3 separate regions of the Homo sapiens genome follow, and regions 1 and 2 are each linked to region 3. Evidence: chromatin contacts called from ENCODE Hi-C or POLR2A ChIA-PET data. All regions are on one chromosome and are shown on one strand. Each heading gives the region's core, a stretch centred on a gene start or an enhancer-like site at or near the end of the contact. The rest is flanking DNA. Distances are from core to core; before and after follow the strand shown.

Evidence for each region. Hi-C counts contacts between places; a loop is a spot of excess contacts on that map. ChIA-PET counts read pairs that join two places held with the same protein, here RNA polymerase II (POLR2A). Pooled maps may share reads with other maps.
Region 1: a map with no recorded cell type shows a loop between it and region 3 (16-fold over the local background). The contact joins two enhancer-like sites. A Hi-C loop is called at or near these places in 3 of 37 single-sample maps with no recorded cell type and 4 of 50 pooled maps.
Region 2: a loop to region 3 is called in a pooled map, with 4 times the contacts of the local background. The contact joins two enhancer-like sites. A Hi-C loop is called at or near these places in 1 of 37 single-sample maps with no recorded cell type and 4 of 50 pooled maps. POLR2A ChIA-PET finds 5 or more read pairs at or near these places in 2 of 52 experiments (both activated CD4-positive, alpha-beta T cell).

What each region holds. Positions count from the first base shown.
Region 1 is chr4:40,991,315-40,994,620 of GRCh38, reverse strand. The region is part of intron 6 of APBB2 (amyloid beta precursor protein binding family B member 2); the gene reads left to right. Among named protein-coding and RNA genes, the nearest start is that of APBB2, 220 kb to the left of the region's middle. Within about 2 kb of position 1,765, at least 9 of the 41 ENCODE cell types and tissues checked have a DNase peak (open chromatin) inside an H3K27ac peak, as active enhancers do.
Region 2 is chr4:40,839,232-40,842,588 of GRCh38, reverse strand. All of the region lies in intron 12 of APBB2 (amyloid beta precursor protein binding family B member 2), which reads left to right. Among named protein-coding and RNA genes, the nearest start is that of NSUN7, 91 kb to the right of the region's middle. RefSeq lists enhancers at 1,138-1,639, 1,791-1,890, 1,911-2,000. Within about 2 kb of position 1,453, at least 7 of the 41 ENCODE cell types and tissues checked have a DNase peak (open chromatin) inside an H3K27ac peak, as active enhancers do.
Region 3 is chr4:40,226,064-40,229,711 of GRCh38, reverse strand. All of the region lies in intron 1 of RHOH (ras homolog family member H), which reads right to left. Among named protein-coding and RNA genes, the nearest start is that of RHOH, 31 kb to the right of the region's middle. RefSeq lists an enhancer at 2,134-2,183. Within about 2 kb of position 2,276, at least 5 of the 41 ENCODE cell types and tissues checked have a DNase peak (open chromatin) inside an H3K27ac peak, as active enhancers do.

The sequences.
Region 1 (3,306 bases), core at 516-3,015, 770 kb before region 3:
GGATGGTGTCAATCTCTTGACCTCATGATCCTGCCCACCTCACCCTCCCAAAGTGCTGGGATTACAGGCATGAGTCACTGCACCCGGCCCAAGATACAGTAATATTTTCTACTGAGTTAAAGATAAGTCATACTATGTTTGGGAGACATCTTATCTCACTCTTACTCCATTTCTTGGTTTTGATCCATTGACTGATTCAACTATCATACTTTAACTTCAAGAGCAATCTTATTTTCTTCATTTGCAAGTCTTGGAGAAAATCTCGTTGCAGCTAGTAAGTTTGGCCTGTAGTCTGTCTGCATCAGAACTCCTAGGTGTTTCTTTTTTTTTTTTTTGAGATGAGTCTTGCTCTGTTGCCCAGGCTGGAGTGCAGTGGCGCGATCTCGGCTCACTGCAAGCTCCACCTCCCAGGTTCACGCCATTCTCCTTCCTCAGCCTCCCGAGTAGCTGGGACTACAGGCGCCCGCTACCGTGCCCGGCTAATTTTTTGTAATTTTTAGTAGAGACGGGGCTTCACCATTCACAGGATGGTCTTGATCTTCTGACCTTGTGATCTGCCTGCCTTGGCCTCCCAAAGTGCTGGGATTACAGGTGTGAGCTACCGCGCCCAGCCTCTCCTAGGTGTTTCTTTAAATGTAGATACCTGGGCCCTACCTGTGCCTTACAGACTCAGACGCAGGTAGTGGGTCTCAGGAACCTGCATTTTAACTTCCTCCTCTATGCATCATTTGAGAAGCATGGCTCAGATTCTGACACAGGAACTGCTTTAGTTAGGGCCTTCTGTTGTGTTTGAAGTGCTGTGTTCCTATTATAATGGATACTGATCTGGCTAACATTTAACAAGAATCACAGCCTTAATGAAAAACGTGGAAAACATTTATTTTCTTTTAAAAAATAATATTTTCTTTTGTTTTTGATAGAATCAAGTAGAAGTGGCCAGGCATGATGGCTTATGCTGTAATCCCAGCACTTTGGGAGGTTGAGGCAGGAGGATTGCTTGAGGCCAGGAGTTTGAGACCAGCCTGGGCAACATAATGAGACTTCATCTCTATAAAAAATAAACAAAAAATTAGCTGGGTATGATGGCACGTGCCTGTAGTCCCAGCTACTCAGGAAGCTGAGGTGGGAGGATCTCCTTGAGCCCCGGAGGTCAAGGCTGCAGTGAGCCAAGATCACACCACTGCACTTCAGCCTGGGAGACAAAGGGTAACCCTGTCTCAAAAAACATTTTTGTTAAAAAAAAAAAAAAAAAAAAAAAAGAGAGAAGAGTTCTTAATTGCTCCTGTGCTCCAGAAATTAAACTACTGGAAATCTCTTCTCTTGTTCTTGTCCCTAAAATGGAATTTGTGCCATAAGCTTTACTGCACTATGAACACTGAATATTTAAATCCCAGCTGTGCTATTACTAAATGGATGATTGTGGCTGAGTCACTTAACACCATACGTTTCCTCCTCTGTCAAATAGGGTTAATAATAGTCTCTGCCTTGTGGGGTGGTTGTGATGATTAACTGAAACAAGACATGTGGGGCACAGAACGTAGTGATTGCCATGTAGTAAGGGCTCAGCAAAAATTGGATTTTATAAATATTCTGGTATGGAAAATTAATTCTCCCACTGAAGGAAAAGCACAGAGAGAGAGTAAAAGAGGGACTACGATTGTGTACACAAACAGAAAATAACTTCAGATAAGCAGCAGAGTAGACTAGAACAAGTAGGCAGGAAGACAGTGTTTCACAACGTAGAGATCCTGCACATGGCAGGCCGGCCTATCTCCATCCGGCCCTGTGGTTTGGCTTGTTCGTCATTGCCCATGAGCCTCGGTCTTACTTGAAGGGGTGAGGAAGGTGATGGGTCCTGAGGGTGGTGCAGCTCCCTGGCCTGGACATCGGGGGTCGGTCTTCTGCTCGTGATACTCCTGCTCGCTGGCTTCATACTTCCCGCGTTACTTCCAGGGGTTACCAGCGTTTCCATCCAGTCATTTCACACACCTCATTGAACAATTTTCCAAGTGTTGGTTTGCTCTCTTCCTTACTACATATTAATGAGGTGTCCAAGACTGCTGTTCAGCACGTATCTAAAATGTTGTTTAACTACATCAGAAGGTAAATCTATAGCTGCTGAAGCGAACTAAAAAGCTGTGTCAATCTGGTGCAGTGGCTCACACCTGTAATCCCAGTGCTTTGGGAGGCTGAGGTGGGAGGATAGTTTGAGGCTAGGAGTTTGAGACCAGCATGGGCAACATAGAAAGACCCCCCCCCATCTCTACCAAAAATAAATAAATAAATAAAATTAGCTAAGTGTAGTGCCGTGCACCTTTAGTACCAGCTACTCGGGAGGCTGAGGCAGAGGATGTCACTTGGGCCCAGGTGGTCAAGGCTATAATTATGCCACTGGCTTCCAGCTTGTGCAACAGAGTGAGACCCTGTCTCTTAAAAACAAGCAACAAACAAAAAAGGCAGCTGCATTGATAATCAGTCAGGTAAAGCATCGTCATTTTCACTTTCAAAAAGTTGTTCTGAGTATTAAGTGTTAGCAAAGATGCTTTTCTCTCTGTAGTATTTTTAGCCTTAACAGTTTTCACTCTTAATTTCAGTGTGAGTGTGGTGTGTGTGGTGTCTGTGCGTGAGTGTGAGAGAGAGAGATGGGGAGGAGGAGGGAGAGTGAGAGCAGTGTTCTGATTGTAGAACACCCTCACAGGTAGAATTGTTATAACTTTCTAATTGCAGACCACTCTCATAGAAGATTCTTAAGGAAACCTCAGCCCACCTTCTGAAGGGATGAGACGAGTAGCATCTTCAAGTGAAATGCCCTCTGGGGTCTGAAGGTTCTAAAAAAAATCCTAGAAAACCAAGGAAGATGGTGAATTATGGAAGAACTACCCAGATGATTTTCAAAGCTGTAAATTAACAAGTGTGTCTGTTTTAGGAGGAGGGGGTGAAAAGTCTAGGGTGTGTGTGTGTGTTTTTCTTTCTTCTTTTCTCTGTTCACTTGCCAAAAACAAACAAAAATGACCTCACTTCAGACACAGGGATAAAAGCAGGAGGAAATTGCTATAGTTAGAACACTATAGGTTTTTTTTCCCCCTGTACTTTTTGGATACATATTTTTAAAAAAATAAATAGGATCACTTACTCTGGCCTAGCACAATTTCATCTAAAGTGTTTTGAAAGTTATAGTCTTAATTTTAGGGACAGAATAGGTTATCGTAAGGGGTGTGAGGGTTTTTAAATGCAAGGCATTTTCCAGGGGACTTTTAAAAATCAATACCAGGAAGCAAAATAAAAAATTTAAAAATCAAAACCCAG
Region 2 (3,357 bases), core at 204-2,703, 610 kb before region 3:
CTTCATCATAATGTGGCTCAAAATACACACTTCTGGGTGATACAGTTGACCTAAAATAAGCACGGAAAGCCTATTAATTGCTGCAGAGTTGGGAAATTAGATGAGCTGTCAGTGCTCAGACTCGCTGTTAACGGGGCTGTGTTATTGGCGGGATGCCGTGTGAATGCTAACGTGTTGTTTCTGCTCTGTTCCCTCACGCCTTCCCGGATTCAGAGAGAGGTAACCGGCCGATTTTCACTTCTCCCCCCTTCGTGGTGTCTTAACGTGTCTGGCAAAGCTCACTTGCTTTCTTCATGTCGCATTGCCATCCTCACAACCATCCTTGTCTTTGAAAGGCAGAACTTTTGTTTTGTTTTGTTTTGTTTCGCCTCTTATCACCAGCATTTAAAACAGAGTCTGGAATTGCATCTGCGTTCCTCATTCTCTACTGTGTTTGACCCTGGTTGTGGAAGGTGATGGGCTGAGTGATTAAGTCTAACACCAATGTGGTCACTCACTAACGACTGAGAAAAATCTCATCAGTGTGGCAGGGAGTGAATGTGATGGAAATAGGTTATGTGCCATGTTGTAGAAGGAGGCTTTTCATGCTTCTGGAAAAATTAATATCATGGCCGGGCGTGGTGGCTCACGCCTGTAATCCTAACACTTTGGGAGGCCGAGGTAGGTGGATCACTCGAGGTCAGGAGTTCAAGACCAGCCTGGCCAACATGGCAAAATCTCATTTCTACTAAGAATACAAAAAATTAGCTAGGCGTGGTGGTGGGCACCTGTAATCACAGCTACTTGGGAGGCCTAGGCAGGAGAACCACTTGAACCTGGGAGGCAGTGGTTGCGGTGAGCCAAGATGGCACCACTGCATTCCAGCCAGGGTGACAGAGGGATACTCTGTCTCTAAATAAATAAATAAATAAATAAATAATATTAGTGCTTATATTACATATTCTCTAGAATTTGATTGGTAAGGGTTGGCACTAGGCTACTAGCCTAGCCAGAAGCACTGATTCAGTTTCAGTGTCAATTATTAGCCAAAATATATGGTCCTCCCTCTCCACCACAAGAAGGATAGAACCACAGAAAAGACATACCTATGAAACAAGAGATTTTGACCTCAGTTGTGTTTTTCCAATGCTCTGCATGTCCGCCTGCCCGTTTGATTGATTGGGGACTTTAAGCTCCATGATTCCATAGCTCTACCACTTAATAAAAACTCCACTTTTGATGGAATAAGGGAATTTGGAGATAATTCTCCTTGAATGAATGATGGTGGTTCCTGCTGGGCAAAGCGGAGAGACACGAAGGCAGATCTCCTCTTTGTGTCGGAGTTGGTGTCATGTAACCTCCCTGCCTGGTTGGGAGCTGGAAGTGATGAGTCCTCAGCTGGTATTTCCTGCCACACTGGTGTTGTGACTGCCCTCTGCTGGTGGCTGTTTTCCCCTGTGATGTGCTGCTGTCATAGTCCAGTGGTTAAGAGGGAGAGACAGCATAGAGTGGGCGGTGACACCTGCAGGGCTGGTCTTCCAGAGAGTGTGATTAGGAGAATTTGCAGGTTTCACTGACTTTTTAAATCACTTTGAGGAGACCCTGGCGGGGGCAGGTGGTGGAAAGTTCTGGAGGATGAGGGCTGTGCATGTGGATGTGAGCTCCTTCATGTAAAATAACAGCCAGTCCCATCAGAGTCAATGGGGAGGACATTTTCAGGTGTTCGCTAGTTCCTATCCTCCTTGTTTATGTGAGTGTCCTCGCTGGGAGGCAGTTGCTCTGAATATTAACACCAGGACCCTGTTCTAGAGAGGGCTACAGATTCTAGTTTGCCCAAGCCACCTCGATAATTGCAGGTGGTAGAATTTCAGATCTGCTATTTACACACTGTGTCTCATGAGCGTGCCTGGTGAAGAATTCCCTGCTAAGCCTGTGTGTTTACCCAGGTGACGAGTACCTGGGATACTCCTTTCGGAGGCTAAAAAACTTAGCATCTTTTTAAGCTTGCAAAGAAGGAGAAAGTAAGTTAAGCTTACCAAGCGAGAGCCTGAACTTTGTGAAATTAGTGATGCCTGCATGTGATACATGTGACATTGGGTTAAAAAGAACAGAAAACCAGAGTCTTACATGTGTGTGTTTTGCGGGGGGTCATTCTGGATTGGCCATCTGGAAAGATGAAGTTTCTTACGTACTTTCGCTTCCTGATTCCTCCCACTCTCAAAACAAGATTTTTTCAAAGTGCAGTCAGAAAATAAAAGCATCCAGTCTTGAAAACAGGACTCATTCTTCCTCCAGACCTTGTACAGACTGTCAACAACCCACATTTTTGTATAGCCCAGGAACCCTATAATTACACCGTGTTCTCATGTGGGCTTACCTTTTGAATTCTATTTTGGATCTCATGCTAGGCCCTGCACAGGTGAAACAAAGAGGAGAGAAAGCCCTTTGTCCTAAAGTGCCAGAAGTGCGATGTTTGGATCCAATCCGTTTGCTGCTGTCTTATCCTTATTTGCAGATGGGACCTGCCCTTTGCAATAGCATCAATAGAAAGATAAGCTGGGAGGGAAGGGTCACTGGGTACATTTTAGCAAGTCTTAGTATAATTCATATGAGTGCAAATATTTATTAAAAAACACCCCTCGTGGGGCCAGGCGCAATGGCTCATGCCTGTAATCCCAGCACTTTGGGAGTCCGAGGTGGGCGGATCACCTGAGGTCAGGAATTCGAGACCACCCTGGCCAACATGGCGAAGCCCCGTCTCTACTAAAAATATAAAAATTAGCCAGGCATGGTGTCACACGCTTGTAATCCCAGCTACTCGGGAGGCTGAGGCAGGAGAATTTCTTGAACCTGGGAGGCAGAGGTTGCAGTGAGCCGAGATGGCACCACTGCACTCCAGCCTGGGCAACAGAGCGAGACTCCACCTCAAAAAAAAAAAAGAAAAAAGAAAAATCCCTCATGGATAAGGAGACAGTATTTCAAAGTAGGCTTTTTGTTTGACTTCTTTTTCCTCATTTATAATATGGTACCTACCATTTATTGAATGCCTATCATGTGCCAGCCTTCACAAATTCCCTCAATAAAACATGCCATGTATTTGACCTGAGCAACTGTGATTGATGTGAAAGATGTTATCAAATTGTGGATACTTGGTAAGGAATCCCAACAACAGAGAATTGGTGAGAGATTGAGTGTAATGTGACTCTTAACAGAAAAGGACAGGTGAGTTCCTGCCAGTTACATGGGCTCTGGTGCAGCTGACAAGGTCAACTTGTTCTGTGCCACTCCAGAAAGCAAAACTAGATCCTACAAGCAGAAGTTACAGGGAGGCAAGGTTGCGTTCATCATTTAGAAAAAATATATTTTGAGCCAGGTGTG
Region 3 (3,648 bases), core at 1,027-3,526:
GCTTCAAAACTTTTCGTGTTAAAAGTTTTAAAGCGTGGGGGCTTTTGTTTTCTTTCTTTCTTTTTTTTTTTTTTTTTGAGATGGCGTTTCACTCTTGTTGCCCAGGCTGGAGTGCAATGGCAAGATCTCAACTCACTGCAACCTCCACCCCCAAGGTTCAAGCGATTCTCCTGCCTCAGCCTCCCGAGTAGCTCAGACTACAGGCATGTGCCACCATGCCAGCTAATTTTGTACTTTTAGTAGAGACGGGGTTTCTCCATGTTGGTCAGGCTGGTCTCAAACTCCCGACCTCAGGTGATCCACCCTCCTCAGCCTTCCAAAGTGTTGGGATTACAGGTGTGAGCCACCGCGCCAGGTCCCAAGCTGTAGTTTTATTCTTACTCTCTGGTTATAGAGAAAATGCAGAAAAGCATCACCAAAAGAGAAAAGTATACTTTACGCTATAGTGACTTTTTCAAGTATTTGAAGGCATGTTCATGGAAGTGGCAAAAGGATGACAGCACAGAGGCTTAGAGCCTGCCTCCTGGTGGAGGGATATGGAAGAGGAAAGCCACAGTCCTGGGTAAGGATTCCCAGACAAGTCAGGGAAGAAAATCTTGCGCTTCAATACAGACTCTACCTGCAACTCAGTAAGACATCACTATCTATTCCTGGGAAGTAAGGGCCATCTCTAGAACATAAGCCAAAGGAGGCCAAAGGAGGCCCCTGAGATGACCCAAACTCAACTTTCTAACTGGTATCGTTACCTTCACTAACTTCCCTCGGCCCTCCCTGGGTAGAATTCTGCAGAATTAGCTCTTTGCAAAAGAACAAACGTCATAATGAAAATACCTTAAAAAGAAAAGAAACTCAAGAGTGAAAATGCATTACCCACACGAAACCAGATGAGAAGTCAAAGTAACTCTGAGAGTGAGGAAGACCCTCTGCCCTGGGGGTTCTTGTTGTCTGAAAAGGTGAGGGGGCTTTGGAGGTTTCTATCTTAGTATTTTGTGTTTTCCCCTTAGACGTAAACGTAGCCTTTGTCTGTGAAAATATGAAATCTGCCTGATGTCTGGATAGACCTCCACCAAGTTCAAGATACTTCCCAGCTGTAAAGCACCATCTCTGACTAAGAAAACCATCACATCTCAAGGTTCCCCCCATCCCCAACCCCAGAACCACCAACCACCACCACCATCCAACACACATATTTAAGCCATTGGTGGTGGACAGCATTTCCTGCTTTTACTTGCTGGTCCAAACAGATTGAAGATGACCTCCCTATTGTAACTTCTCTCCTCATTTTTTCCAGACCATTTCTATATATCCTATTTTCTGATTATAAAAGTAGTACATACACATTATAGAACATTTCGAAAACACTGATCCAAAGAAGATAAAAATCAGTTACCACCTAGAACCAAAAGCTGTAAAATATTAGCATACATTTTTCTGGGGTTTTTTATTCAGTGCATCATTTTTTTCCAAAACTAAGAATACCATACTTTATATGCAGTTTGGCATCTTGTTTTTCTTAATTTAACATTTAGGTCTTAATTTAACATTCTATGTCAAGATTCTTGACATAGAAAATGGCTGCATAAAATTTCATTATGTAAATATAGCATCATTTATTTAACCAATTGCCTACTGTTGGATAGTTTAATAATTCCTTATTTTCACTATAGCAACATTGAGTGAATATTTTTAATATAAATATATGATTATTTCTTTAGGATAAATAGATATGAGAGCAACTGCTGGAACAGAAGAGATAAAAAATTGAACCAATTTATATTCCATGTATGGGCCTATCACTGCATCTCTCTATCAACTCTCACTGGGTATAATATTTGCAAGTTTGACTTGTTTTCATTTGCATTTCATTTACAACTGGTGAAGATTAAAATTTTCTCATCTGTTTCTTGACAACATATATTTTTTCTTTTGTAAGTCATCAGTTTTACCTACTTTTCCAGCAAGACGGTCATTGTTTCTTAATGACTTTTAAAATCCTTTTAGAGATTAAGGATATTAATCTTTTATGATTAAATGTGTTGCAAATATATATATATATATAGTGCCCAGGTATTCTGGGAATTCCCCAGATTCCTGGTACTCCCCCTTCACTGAGCAAACCCTAAACAGAATGTAAAGTAGCATGTTCCCTGCTGCGGAAAAAAAACTCAGCATGATGAGATGCCTGAAAGGTCATCTAATTCAACATACTCATTTCTCCCATGAGGAAACCAAGGACTTGAGAGAAGTGGTTAAGCTGCTGGGGGCCCACACGAGGCCCAGAAACTGAACCAGCTGAGTCAGCACACTTTCCATCTACACAGGATTTTTTCAGATACACATTATGCCTACATTGTATAGCCCATACTTAATTTCCTTAATATTTTAAGCACAATGCTCATATAGCTAGATAGACATGCCAAATTATTCACACAGTAGCAACCTTTATTTCTTTGCCTTTTTCCCACAGAAAGATTTTATTGTGTACTGATGGCTTTTTACTCAAAAGGTAGCTGTCAATGTTTTTTGTTTGTTTTTGTTTTTGTTTTTTGTTTGCTTGTTTTCAGAGTCTCACTGTCACCCAGGCTGGAGTGCAGTGGCGAGATCGGCTCACTGCAACCTCCACCTCTCAGGTTCAAGTGATTCTCGTGTCTCAGCCTCCCGAGTAGCTGGAATTACAGGCATGCACCACCACACCCGGATAATTTTTGTATTTTTAGTAGAAACGGGATTTCGCCATGTTGGCCAGGCTGGTCTCGAACTCCTGACCTCAAGTGATCCACCTGCCTTGGCCTCCCAAAGTGCTGAGATTACAGGCGTGAGCCACCACACCCAGCCACAGCTCCCAGTTTTAATATAAAAATACTTTTTAAACACCTGTTCCCTTTCTCATCCACTTCCTTCGAGATGGATCATCTCTTTTTAGGAGAAATCATTAAGCTTTCCAGCATTCTCTAGAAGTAGGATAACCCCTTAACTTGCAGATTGCTTAAGCTATAAAAGAAGTCAAGGCATTTAATAATTTGTTCTGGATATGCAGCCCAGAGCACTGGAAGGAGTGAGGTGATTTAGTTTTAGTTTCAGTGTGTAAGGCTGCCGATATGCAATTGTTTGCAAAGGGCCCATGTTGTGGAGTTGACAGTCACGGTTAGATATTTTTTTCTTTTTCTTTTTTTTTTTTTTTTTTTGAGATGGAGTTTCACTCTTGTTACCCAGGCTGGAGTGCAATGGCGTGATCTCGGCTCACCACAAACTCCACCTCCTGGGTTCATGCGATTCTCCTGCCTCAGCCTCCCAAGTAGCTGGAATAACAGGCATGCGCCACCACACCCAGCTAATTTTGTATTTTTAGTAGAGATGGGGTTTCTCCATGTTGGTCAGGCTAGTCTTGAACTCCCGACCTCAGGTGATCCGCCCGCCTCAGCCTCCCAAAGTGCTGGGACTACAGGCATGAGCCACCGCACCCAGACAGTCACGGTTAGATTTTCATCTCCCTTGCTGAGCAGCAGTATAACCTTGGGCAAGTCACATAACTACAACTGCAAAATGTGAATTAATCATGCATCGTTTGCAGGATTTTTTTTTTAAGGCAACTGAAAAGAATCTATCTCCCATGCCTAGATGAATGCCTGGCCCTTAGCAGATAAGGAT